Regions from separate parts of the Homo sapiens genome. Here all the other regions are linked to region 1. Evidence: chromatin contacts called from ENCODE Hi-C or POLR2A ChIA-PET data. All regions are on one chromosome and are shown on one strand. The core of a region is the stretch at or near the end of the contact, and the rest is flanking DNA. Distances in the headings are between cores, read along the strand shown.

Region 1 (3,255 bases), core at 280-2,779:
ACGCGTTCCCATTTCTTAGATGAGAAAGCTCAAACACAGAGGCAGGGGAGGGAAGAACAGAGTGGGAGACCCAGCAAGTGAGAGGATTACAAGAGGAAAGAGAGAAGGACTAGGGCTGGCTTCTAGTTTAGTGATGAGTTTCTCGGTTGAACACTTAGTACCTGCAGGCTGTCCCCAGACTCTGACAATCCCAGGAGATGGACACTGAAATTATTTGCCCCTGTTAACTGGTGAGGAGAGAGAGGCTCAAAGAGGCAGGGTATGTTGTTCGAAGTTGCTAGACAGTGGTGGAGCCGGGATTTAAATCCAGCCTGATTTTCCAGAGTGGCTTTGTGCCACTCTGAGAAACAGAGAAAGGGAGACCCTAGGAGACCTTAGGAGATAAAGTAAGATGTGGGAGAAAGAGAAAGAAAAGATACAAGCTATGGGGGTAGAGAGGGAAGGATAACTGAAGGATGATAAAATTCAGAATAATGGGTACCCCTGGTGGGGGAAGTGAGGACACAGGAACTTTCCAGATGCCGGAAATGTTCCATATCCACCACAGCCAATCCAGTAACCACTGGTCACATGTCGCTATGGAGCACTTGAAATGTGGCTATTCTGAATTGAGATGTACTGAAAGTCTAAAATACACAGGGATAGCTGGGCATGGTGGCTCACACCTATAAACCCAGAACTACGGGAGGCCGAGGCAGGAGGACCCCTTGAGACCAGGAATTCGAGACCAGACTGGGAAACATAATGAAATCCTGTCTCTACAAAAACTAGCCAGGCATGATGGCGCACGCCTGTAGACCCAGCTACTCGGGAGGCTGAGGCAGGAGGATGACCTGAGCCCAGGGAAGTCGAGGCTGCAGTAAGCATGATCGTACTTCTACACTCCAGCCTGGGAGACACAGTAAGACTGTCTTTAAAAACAAACAAACAAACAAACAATATCCCTTAAAAGCAAAAGAAACAAGGAATTTCAAAGTCTTAGAAAAACAACAAAAGGTAAAATATCTCATTAAAAATTTTATGTTGATTACATGTTGAAATAATATTTTGGACACATTAGGCTAAATAAAATATAGTATTAAAATTAAAGTCACCTGTTCCTTTCTAGTTGTTTAACGTGACTACTAGAACATTTAAAATCGTCTGTGTGACTACTCTTATATTTCTGTCGGACAGCTTTGTTGATACTTTGATCTGAGTGATTACATATGTTTGTAAAAATCCACTGAGCTTTATAATTAGGGCACTCCACAGTATGTAAGTTATGCCTCAATACAAAAGAAAAAGGAAAAAAGGCAAGAGAAGGGCGAGCCAGGATGGAAAGAAGCGCAGCAGGTAGGAGGCGGGGCCAGCGGGGCGGGGCTGGTGGCCGCGCGTTGCCTGGCAACGGGTGCTGCCGGTGACGTCACCACCCGGCGGCAGCCATTAATCCCCCTCCTGGCGGCGCGGGCTGGCCCGGCCGCCTGCCTCCTCCTCCCCCGGGCCCGGATGAGATCACCGCGTCGGGCGGCCGGCTGTCCCCGCGCTCCCAACAAATCGACTCCTCGGCGAGCGCCGGCATCTCATGATCTCATGGCCCCGCGGGACGGCGCCGGCCGATGAGGTCACAGCCCCGCGCCCCGGGCCGCCCCGCTCTGCGCGCCGCCGGCTCCGGGTCTGGCCTCCGGGCGTCCCGCGCCGGTACCAGGCCCCCGAGCCTGAGGCTCTTAGCCCTTCGCGGACAAAGGAGATCTCAGTTTGCGAAGGGCAAAGCTGCCTTTTCCATCCTTTTGACGCATCTTTGCGCGTCCACTCCCCGCTCTCTTATTTGGACATTTCACCCCGAAGACCCCTTGTCCAGCAGGGAGTGACCTCATCAGCTCCCCTAAACTTGAAGTCAGGGGCCATGCGACGCGGCTTGCCTGCAGGATTTCACAGCCACTGAGTGAAGGAAGTTGTGGAGCTGTGTCTTACAGACGAAGAAACGGGATCAGAGGGATAAAGGAATCTGCCCCAGATTACCCACGTAGGGAAGGGTGGCGCAGGAACCCGGACCTCCATGATGTGAATGAGCCCTTTGACAGCCTTTTTCTTCTCCTTACCTGTACCCCAAACCTCTGCACCTTTACCCCAGTTCCTCCTTGCTCTGGTGTAAACAGTGGTAACGGTCCCACTTGCGGCGTGCCCCCGCAATGCTGGGTCCTGTTCCACATGACAGACCACTGTAGAGGAATTATACGGACCATTTTACAGATGAGAACACAAGGCTCGGAGAGGTCAAGTTACTTGCTGCAGAACTGGGACTTGTACCCAGGTGACTTGACTCTACAGCAGAGCCTTTCAATTACTCGACACCACCTTCCCCAGAAAAAGAGGAAGGCTTCCGAATGTTGACAGTGGACGATACACCCTCCCTTCTCTCTCCGACAGGGTCGCCATCAAACCCAGTTGAAGAGGGTCCAGTGAGAGCCTATTAGAGGCTTCACAACTCACTTGCCAGCAGCAGATTTCTCCCATCGCTTAGAGACTGCTCACTCACACCACTCCTCAGAAGACCTCCAGCAACATACACAGCCAGGAACGACAGGAAGGAAGGGACATGACATTTACTGAACGGCAGTGCTGAACCAGGCACTGAGCCAGGGCCTGTTACTAAGGGCAAAGCTGGGAGGGATATTACCAGCCCAGGTTTGCAGACGAAAAAGCGGATTTTTTTTTTTTTTTTGAGATAGGGCCTCACTGTCACCCAGGCTGGAGTGCAGTGGTGCGATCTCAGCTCACTGCAGCCTTGAGTTCCTGGGCTCAAGCGAGCCTCCCCTCTCAGCCCCACGAGTAGCTGGGACCACAGGTGTGTGCCACCATGCCCCAGATAATTTTTTAAAGACTTTTTTTGTAGAGAGGGGGTCTCCCCTGTGTTGCCCAGGCTGGTAAATATTTTTTAAAACCAAAGTCAGATGTCAAGGAAGTACAAGTTTCAGCTCAAATGTCCATCCCACAGAGAAAGCCCTTTCCCGTTTCCCTAAACGAATTCTCCATGAATTGTTTTTATTTGTCTCTAGTGCTTGTTGAAACTTGAAGTTCTATATTTGCGTGTTGATATAGTTTAATGGTGATTTCCCCCAATGAAATGAGAGCAGGGACTCTGTTTTGGTCTGTTTCTTTCATTTATCATCTTATCCCCAACACCTTCGCAGTGCCTGTCATAATATGACACTGAAATATTTTTGGAGTAAATGCAAAGAATTGGTGGCTTAGGATGGTGAGCAGTGCTGCTCA
Region 2 (3,255 bases), core at 293-2,792, 320 kb before region 1:
CGGCTAGGGTGTAGGCACTTAGCATTCCACTGTATAAAGGGGAAACCCAGGTCATACTGCGTGTGCGTGGGTGGGAAGCCGGATGTGGAATACAGGTGGTCCCTGAGTCTCCAGGAACCACTGAGCTCCAGCTGTTCACACCCACACTCTGCGGCGCAAGCAACTACCTCGCCACGGTTTAGCCTTGGTCTAGCAGCGACTTTAACCTTGAATGTTGCATTTCTGAAAAATTTAGAATCTTGAAAGTAAAGGACGTCCCTCCGGTGAATAAAATTAGGCGCAATTATAGAATACATGTATTATGGCCACGTAGCAATGACTGTATTAGGGCTCTGCTAGTTCTGTAATAAATAGACCCGAAAAGCAACAATGGCTCAAACACCATAGAACGTTTTTGCTTCCATAATATTGGGCAGGGGAATGGGCTGGCAGGGCAGCCCTTATGCAGGCAGGCATCAGAGCAACCTGAGCCGTCCATCTCCATCCCGCCTGAAGTAGCGGGGAGCATGGAGGGCTGAGACCATCTGGGAGCTTCCATGAGCCAGGTGTGGAAGTGGCACCCCTTATGTCCACTCATTTTGCACGGAGGTGGGAAACGTCCAGTTGTGTTCTAGGAAAGGAGACAGAACACAGTGTGGGTGGAAGCTCTGGTCCACTGCACGGGCCACTCCAGTGTGCTCCTCCACCGCAGGAGACAGCCACGGACAGCTAAGCCAGGCTGTCCGTGGGGACGGACACATTTCTGCAGTCTCCGGCTCAGTCGCCCCTGCCTAAGTAGCACATAGAGGCAGTGGAGTTCCCTTCAGATGGCACTGTCTGTGTACACTCACGGTCTCCACCGCAGATGGCTGCAGCAGCGGGGAGCAGACCTCTCACCGCGTGGGTCACATGCACTACCTCTGCCTCAACAGCCAGATCTCAAGTGGCCGGCCACACCTTCGTTCCAGAGGAGGTGCCAAATGGTTTCCTGTGGGCCCGAAAGGAAGAGAAAAGGTTTGGTGGGCACAGACTTGTGTGTGCCTCACCCCCAGAGCCCTCCGCGGTCCCTGCATCCTACTCAGCCCAGTTTCCCTGGGCCGTGCAAGTTCCCTCCATCAGCCCAGCGTGGCGCCTCCGGGATCCCCCACCCCCAATTCCCATTAAGAGGTGAAGCAGGGACGGCAGCTGCAATAAGAACTCCCATTTGAGAAAAAGAAAGAATGAAACAAGTTGCTGGTCTCTAGCAGGGATGAAATCCCACTCGCGGGGGACCTTGGTAAGACCCCTGCCTTTGTCATGGCCGGGGGTGACGTTTCTTGCATAAGCCCTGACTCTGCTCTCCGGGAGGAACTCCCTGCCCTCTGGGAAGTTCTTCCTCAAATCTCATCCTCTCTGGTCTCCTCAGAAGTGGGTGTCGGGTGCATCCTGCCGGGGTGCTGGCCAACTTTCACACTCCACTTCCTGCTGGGTGCAGCTTTAGGGGCCTGTCCAAGACTTTTATTTACTTATTTGTACAACAAGCTTGCAATTCCTCTGGCAATGATTCCCTCTAAAGCTTAGCAAGCCATTAACCTATTGGTGCCAGCAATCGTAGCCAGCTTTATCACCTCTTGGCTCTCTCTTCCCCCTGACTTAACGTGGCTTAATGTGGCTGCCTTCATCTGATATTAACCAAAGGTGAGGCTCACTGCTTAAGTGAAAAATTTTTATTGTTATTTTTTGAGGCAGAATTTCGCTCTTCTTGCCCAGGCTGGAGTGTAGTGGCGCAATCTCAGCCCACTGCAACCTCTGTCTCCTGGGTTCAAGCGATTCTCCTGCCTCAGCCACCCAAGGAGCTGGGATACAGGCACGTGCCACCACCCTCAGCTAATTTTGTATTTTTAGTGGAGATGGGGTTTCACCATGTCAATCATCAGGCTGGTCTCAATCTCCTGACCTCAGGTGATCCACCTGCCTCGCCTTCCCAAAGTGCTGATTACAGGCATTTAACGGGTCTTTGTTGTTCGGTGATTTTCTTTGAGATGGAGTCTCGATCTGTCACCCAGGCTGGAGAGCAGCGGCACGACCTTGTACTCCTGGGTTTGATCAATTCTCCTGCCTCAGCCTCCCGAATAGCTGGGAATGCAGGTGTGTGCCACCACGCCCAGCTAATTTTTGTGTTTTTAGTAGAGATGAGGTTTCAGCATATTGGCCAGGATGGGTCTCGATCTCATGACCTTGTGATCCACCCACCACAGCCTCCCAAAGTGCTAGGATTACAGGTGTGAGCCACGCACCTGGCTTTTTTTTTTTTTTTTTTTTTTTTTTTTTAAGACGGAGTCTTGCTCTGTCGCCCAGGCTGGAGTGCAGTGACGTGATCTCGGTTCACTACAACCTCCGCCTCCTGGCTTCAAGTGATTCTTGTGCCTCAGCCTCCTGAGTGGCTGGGATTACAGGTATGCACCACCACTCCCAGCTAATTTTTGTATATTTAGTAGAGACGGGGTTTTGCCATGTTGGCCAGGCTGGTCTCAAACTCCTGGCCTCAAGTGATTCACCTGCTTCGGCCTCCCAAAATGCCGGGATTACAGGCGTGAGCTACCGGCGCAGCCGATTTTCATTCTCCTTTCCTGTTGGTGTGTAGAAGCAGTGGCCTTTTCCACACAGGACACCTGGGATTTCAGTCTCTTTTCCATTTTAGTTCTCAAACCAGCACATATTTACTTCACTCCTGTTTTTCTTGTCTTCCCTGGTGATAAACAACAAAGAGCCATCTACACACTGTATTCCTTGTCTCTTTTGGCTACTTTCTCTAGACTGGCCGCAGGGCCAGTGGTTCCACCTTGCAAACCGAAAGCAACAATTCTACCAAGTCTGACCCCGAAACAGAGCTCTCCAGCCTTCCGGCCTCCCCAGGAGGTGTTTCCTTGCCACTTGACTGCTAGGCTAACACCATAGAGTTTAGGGTTTTTATACAGTGGTGCCCCTCTCAATGGTTTTGTTTATTATTATTATTATTATCATTAAGTTTAAAGTGGGCTAATATTTCCATAGGAAGTTCTATTTCCTATTTGGCTGTGCAATTAAGAAAAAAAAACTGAGAACAATGATTCAAGTCTTTGAGAGTGGGAAGAGCTACACGTCATTTAGTAAATGCAGGGAAGGAAGTTGCATAGAATACAGAAAGGAGAAATTTTGGGAGAATGAACTAGGTAGTCTCATTATAGAATCCTTGCATGGTTAGAATTTCCAGCTGGGCACAGTGGCTTGTATAATCCCAACACTTTGGGAGGCCAA
Region 3 (3,255 bases), core at 1-2,500, 280 kb before region 1:
CCGAAAAACTCCTGCCCCCTACCCTGTCCCCCTTCCTCCCCAACATTTATCATCGAGACTAACGTTCAGAACAGACCTGATACCTGACGGTCATTGATGGTGGTGTCACTAAGCACTGCAGAGCCTTCAGGAGAGCCTTGACCTTGATGTTCTGCCCTGGCTGTGTGCCTCTCCAGGGGACAAGATTCCATAGCGCCCACCAGCCTCTGTGGCCATGTGCTGTGTCCACGCCAGGCCCTCTGGTGGACATCTCATTAACTTATCCTTATTTTAAGGAGGAGGAATCACATTACACAGGCAACAGCATCGGCCCCAGTCACCCCAACTGGATGGAGAGCCAACCCCTCAAGCCATCTTAACCCAGAACTTCCCTAATGGGCATGGGGACCACCGGCATTGCCTTCTCTCCAGCAGTTTGTCCCAAATGCAGCCTCCTGGGCCCACTTCTGCAGTTGTTTTTTTGTTTGTTTGTTTTTTGAGACAGAGTCTTGCTCTGTCGCCCAGGCTGGAGTGCAGTGGCAAGATCTCAGCTCACTGCAACCTCTGCCTCCCAGGTGCAAGTGATTCTCCTGCCTCAGCCTCCGGAGTAGCTGGGATTACAGGCATGTGCCACCGCGCCTGGCTAATTTTTGTGTTTTTAGTAGAGACGGGGTTTCACCATGTTGGCCAGGCTGGTCTCGAACTCATGAGCTCAAGTGATCCGCCCGCCTTGGCCTCCCAAAGTGCTGGGATTACAGGCGTGAGCCATGCGCCCAGCCCGCTCCTGCAGTTTGAGGTGCCTCTCAGCCACCGGGCTGTGCAGGGCCCACACGGGCCGCCACGTGGGTGTGTTCACCTCAGAAGGTGCTGGGGCTTTCCTGGAAAAAACCAAAGCGCATGGTGCATTTTCAAATAGGATTATTATTACTGTTGTTCTCCATAGAGCTATTTCATGCTCGCTGACTTCCTTGACTATCTCAGTGGAGTTTCCCTCCTAAGATCTGGAGGATGTAAGGTGGGATGGGTTGGGAGTGGGCATAGCACCTCCCAGGGGTCCCACCCCTCCTACCCACGCCCCCAAATTTGCTCACACCTGCTTCCTTCCAGATCCAGCAGGTGTGCGGAAGGGACGAGGTACGTGAGCACTGCTGCACGAACGGGGACTCCAGAGCGGTGGGCTCCGGGGTCCCCTTCCCGGCGGTTTCCGGGCCGGGGCGGGGCGGGGCGCTCCCCTAGCCGCGCAGTGCGCGAAACCGGCGTGCGCTAGGACCGCGGCGCGCCGCCCTCCGCCGTTATATGAGGCCCCGCTCCGGCCCCACGCGGAACCCGCGGCTCCGAGCCTTCGCCGGCGTCCCGACCCGAGGCCGGACCCGAGGCCAGTCCCGCCGCTGCGCAGCCGAAGCCAGTGCGGGGCCTGAGAGGGACGCGCGCCCCGGGGCCCCCGCCGCGGGCACCATGGGCGCTGCCCACTCCGCGTCTGAGGAGGTGCGGGAGCTCGAGGGCAAGACCGGCTGTGAGTACCCGCGGGGGGCGGCGCGGGGACCGGGGCGGGACCTCCGAACGGCCACTGTTGGGGACCCCGGCCCGCCGCCGCGCTGTGTGACCTTGGGCCAGTGGCGGGCCCTCTCTGCGCCTCAGTCTCCTCCTCTTTCAAATGGGTCCCCGCTGGCCACCTCGCGGGCTGCGGCGAGGAGCTCCGCGGCGATGCTCAGTGCCGCAGCCGCTCAGCTTCGGACTGGCCCGGGAACTCCCTGGCCGGGGGACTGCGGACCGGGGAGGGAGCGGGGCCCAGGCTTCCCAAGCGCAGGGCAGGTGCCTCAGGCCGGGCGGGCAAGTCCCTCAGGCACCCCCGCTGGCGCGCGCGCCCCACACCTGAGAGTCGTTTGCATTCGTGAGCGCGAGAGCGGAAAGTTTTGAAGTCGGCGGACCTGGGTGGGAACAGGTCTCCGACGCTCCCCGGCCGGGTGACCTTAGTCGGGAGAGCCGGCGCCCGGCGCCTGCTTTCGTCCTCGCATCTGTAAAATGGGTTCAGGCAGCCTCATCCCCGCGGGTGGCTGGGAGACTTAGCGAGGCAGCGGCCGCAGAGCACTTTGCCCGGAGCCCAGCGTCCTCCCCTGAGTTCGCTGAGTCTCCCGGGACCAGCAAAGGCTGCGCGCCCCGCATCGGCCCGGAGGCGGGGAGCCCTGGGAGGCCTGGCCGAGCTGCCCGCAGGGAAATGGCGGAGAAAGCGCTTCTCTGCCCGAGTTCAGCCGGGCTGGGGACTTGGCCCTGGGTCCTGAACTCGGCATGGCCAGTTCTGCCTCTGGCTGTGGACCAGGGTGTGGACTGGAGACCGCGGGGGCCAGGTGTGTGGGCAAACCGGCTTTGGCGAGCGACAGACCGGCTGTGAACCCTGCCAGCTGCACTTCCTGGCTGTGTGACCTTGGGCTAGTCACTTTACCTCTCTGATTCTCAGCTTTCCTTCTCTGTTGTAAGAGTTCTCCTAGTACCTGGTAGACGCTCAGGAAATGGGAGCTGCAGATATTTTGGGAAAGAGCTAGCTCCTGGCACCTGCTTCAAGTGCAGAGAACCAGCGTCCAGTATTGATCACCAAGAGAGGGTGGCCCAGCTGTTTGTGTGTCAGCTGAAAAGCAACCCCTCTTGACCCCCAATCTAAATACCCCTTTCCAGGAGAACTGGATGAAAATTGCAGAAAACCATTAATAACTGGTGTGTGTATGCACGCACTTATACGTCTATATCTGTATCTCTGTGTGTGTAGAGATATAGAAATATCCAACTAAAGAAGTAAAAGGTGTGGCTCAGCATATATAATATGGTACCCTTTTTTCTGTTTTTTAAAAAAGGATCCTTTGAGCTGGAGCCGCAAAGTAAAAAGAAATAGAAAATGTAAAAAGAGGGGAAAATAAGAGTATACATTTGTAATTGCTATATTTGCAGACTGGAAGAATCCACCAGAAAGTACGAATGGATGCTTGGTGGGGGTTGCGGGGGGAGTGGAAGGGATGAAGGGAGAGTGAGCTTTTTCTCCGTAAACGTTTTTATATGTTCATTTTGAACTATGTTGGATATTTTACTTACTCAAAAAGTTTTATGCACTTCAATCCGAAGACTAATATGAGAGAGAAAGGAGGGATTCCTCTAGCTCTTACTTGCTTGGGTCTCCTCTGCTTTTATTATTTCTCATGTGCCCTCTCCTCGCCTCCCACTGCTTTGAATCTGGATGGGTGTCGATGGGCATTCTCTGTGGCTGGGATCCCCGTTGGAAGGGTGGGC

The links. A loop is a pair of places that touch in the nucleus more often than their neighbours do. ChIA-PET counts read pairs that join two places held with the same protein, here RNA polymerase II (POLR2A). Pooled maps may share reads with other maps.
Region 2: a pooled map shows a loop between it and region 1 (3-fold over the local background). The contact joins two enhancer-like sites. A Hi-C loop is called at or near these places in 8 of 50 pooled maps. POLR2A ChIA-PET finds 5 or more read pairs at or near these places in 2 of 52 experiments (B cell and PC-3).
Region 3: a map of naive thymus-derived CD4-positive, alpha-beta T cell shows a loop between it and region 1 (12-fold over the local background). The contact joins the promoter of TESC-AS1 here to the enhancer-like site in region 1. A Hi-C loop is called at or near these places in 1 of 168 maps with a recorded cell type or tissue (naive thymus-derived CD4-positive, alpha-beta T cell) and 9 of 50 pooled maps. POLR2A ChIA-PET finds 5 or more read pairs at or near these places in 1 of 52 experiments (MCF 10A).

The regions. Positions count from the first base shown.
Region 1 is chr12:116,817,770-116,821,024 of GRCh38, reverse strand. All of the region lies in intron 7 of RNFT2 (ring finger protein, transmembrane 2), which reads right to left. Among named protein-coding and RNA genes, the nearest start is that of HRK, 62 kb to the left of the region's middle. RefSeq lists a silencer at 1,293-1,652 and an enhancer at 1,853-1,902. Within about 2 kb of position 1,529, at least 40 of the 41 ENCODE cell types and tissues checked have a DNase peak (open chromatin) inside an H3K27ac peak, as active enhancers do.
Region 2 is chr12:117,139,103-117,142,357 of GRCh38, reverse strand. FBXO21 (F-box protein 21) reads left to right here. Exons shown (of 12, transcript NM_015002.3): 12 at 1-367. TESC-AS1 (TESC antisense RNA 1) reads right to left here. Exons shown (of 3, transcript NR_120464.1): 3 at 869-967. Among named protein-coding and RNA genes, the nearest start is that of TESC-AS1, 41 kb to the right of the region's middle. Within about 2 kb of position 1,542, at least 3 of the 41 ENCODE cell types and tissues checked have a DNase peak (open chromatin) inside an H3K27ac peak, as active enhancers do.
Region 3 is chr12:117,097,462-117,100,716 of GRCh38, reverse strand. TESC-AS1 (TESC antisense RNA 1) reads right to left here and starts at 1,250. Exons shown (of 3, transcript NR_120464.1): 1 at 1,073-1,250; 2 at 77-264. It overlaps TESC (tescalcin), which reads left to right and starts at 1,301. Exons shown (of 8, transcript NM_017899.4): 1 at 1,301-1,492. The coding sequence starts at 1,435. RefSeq lists silencers at 85-302, 1,169-1,307, 1,046-1,565, 1,626-1,735, 1,806-1,905.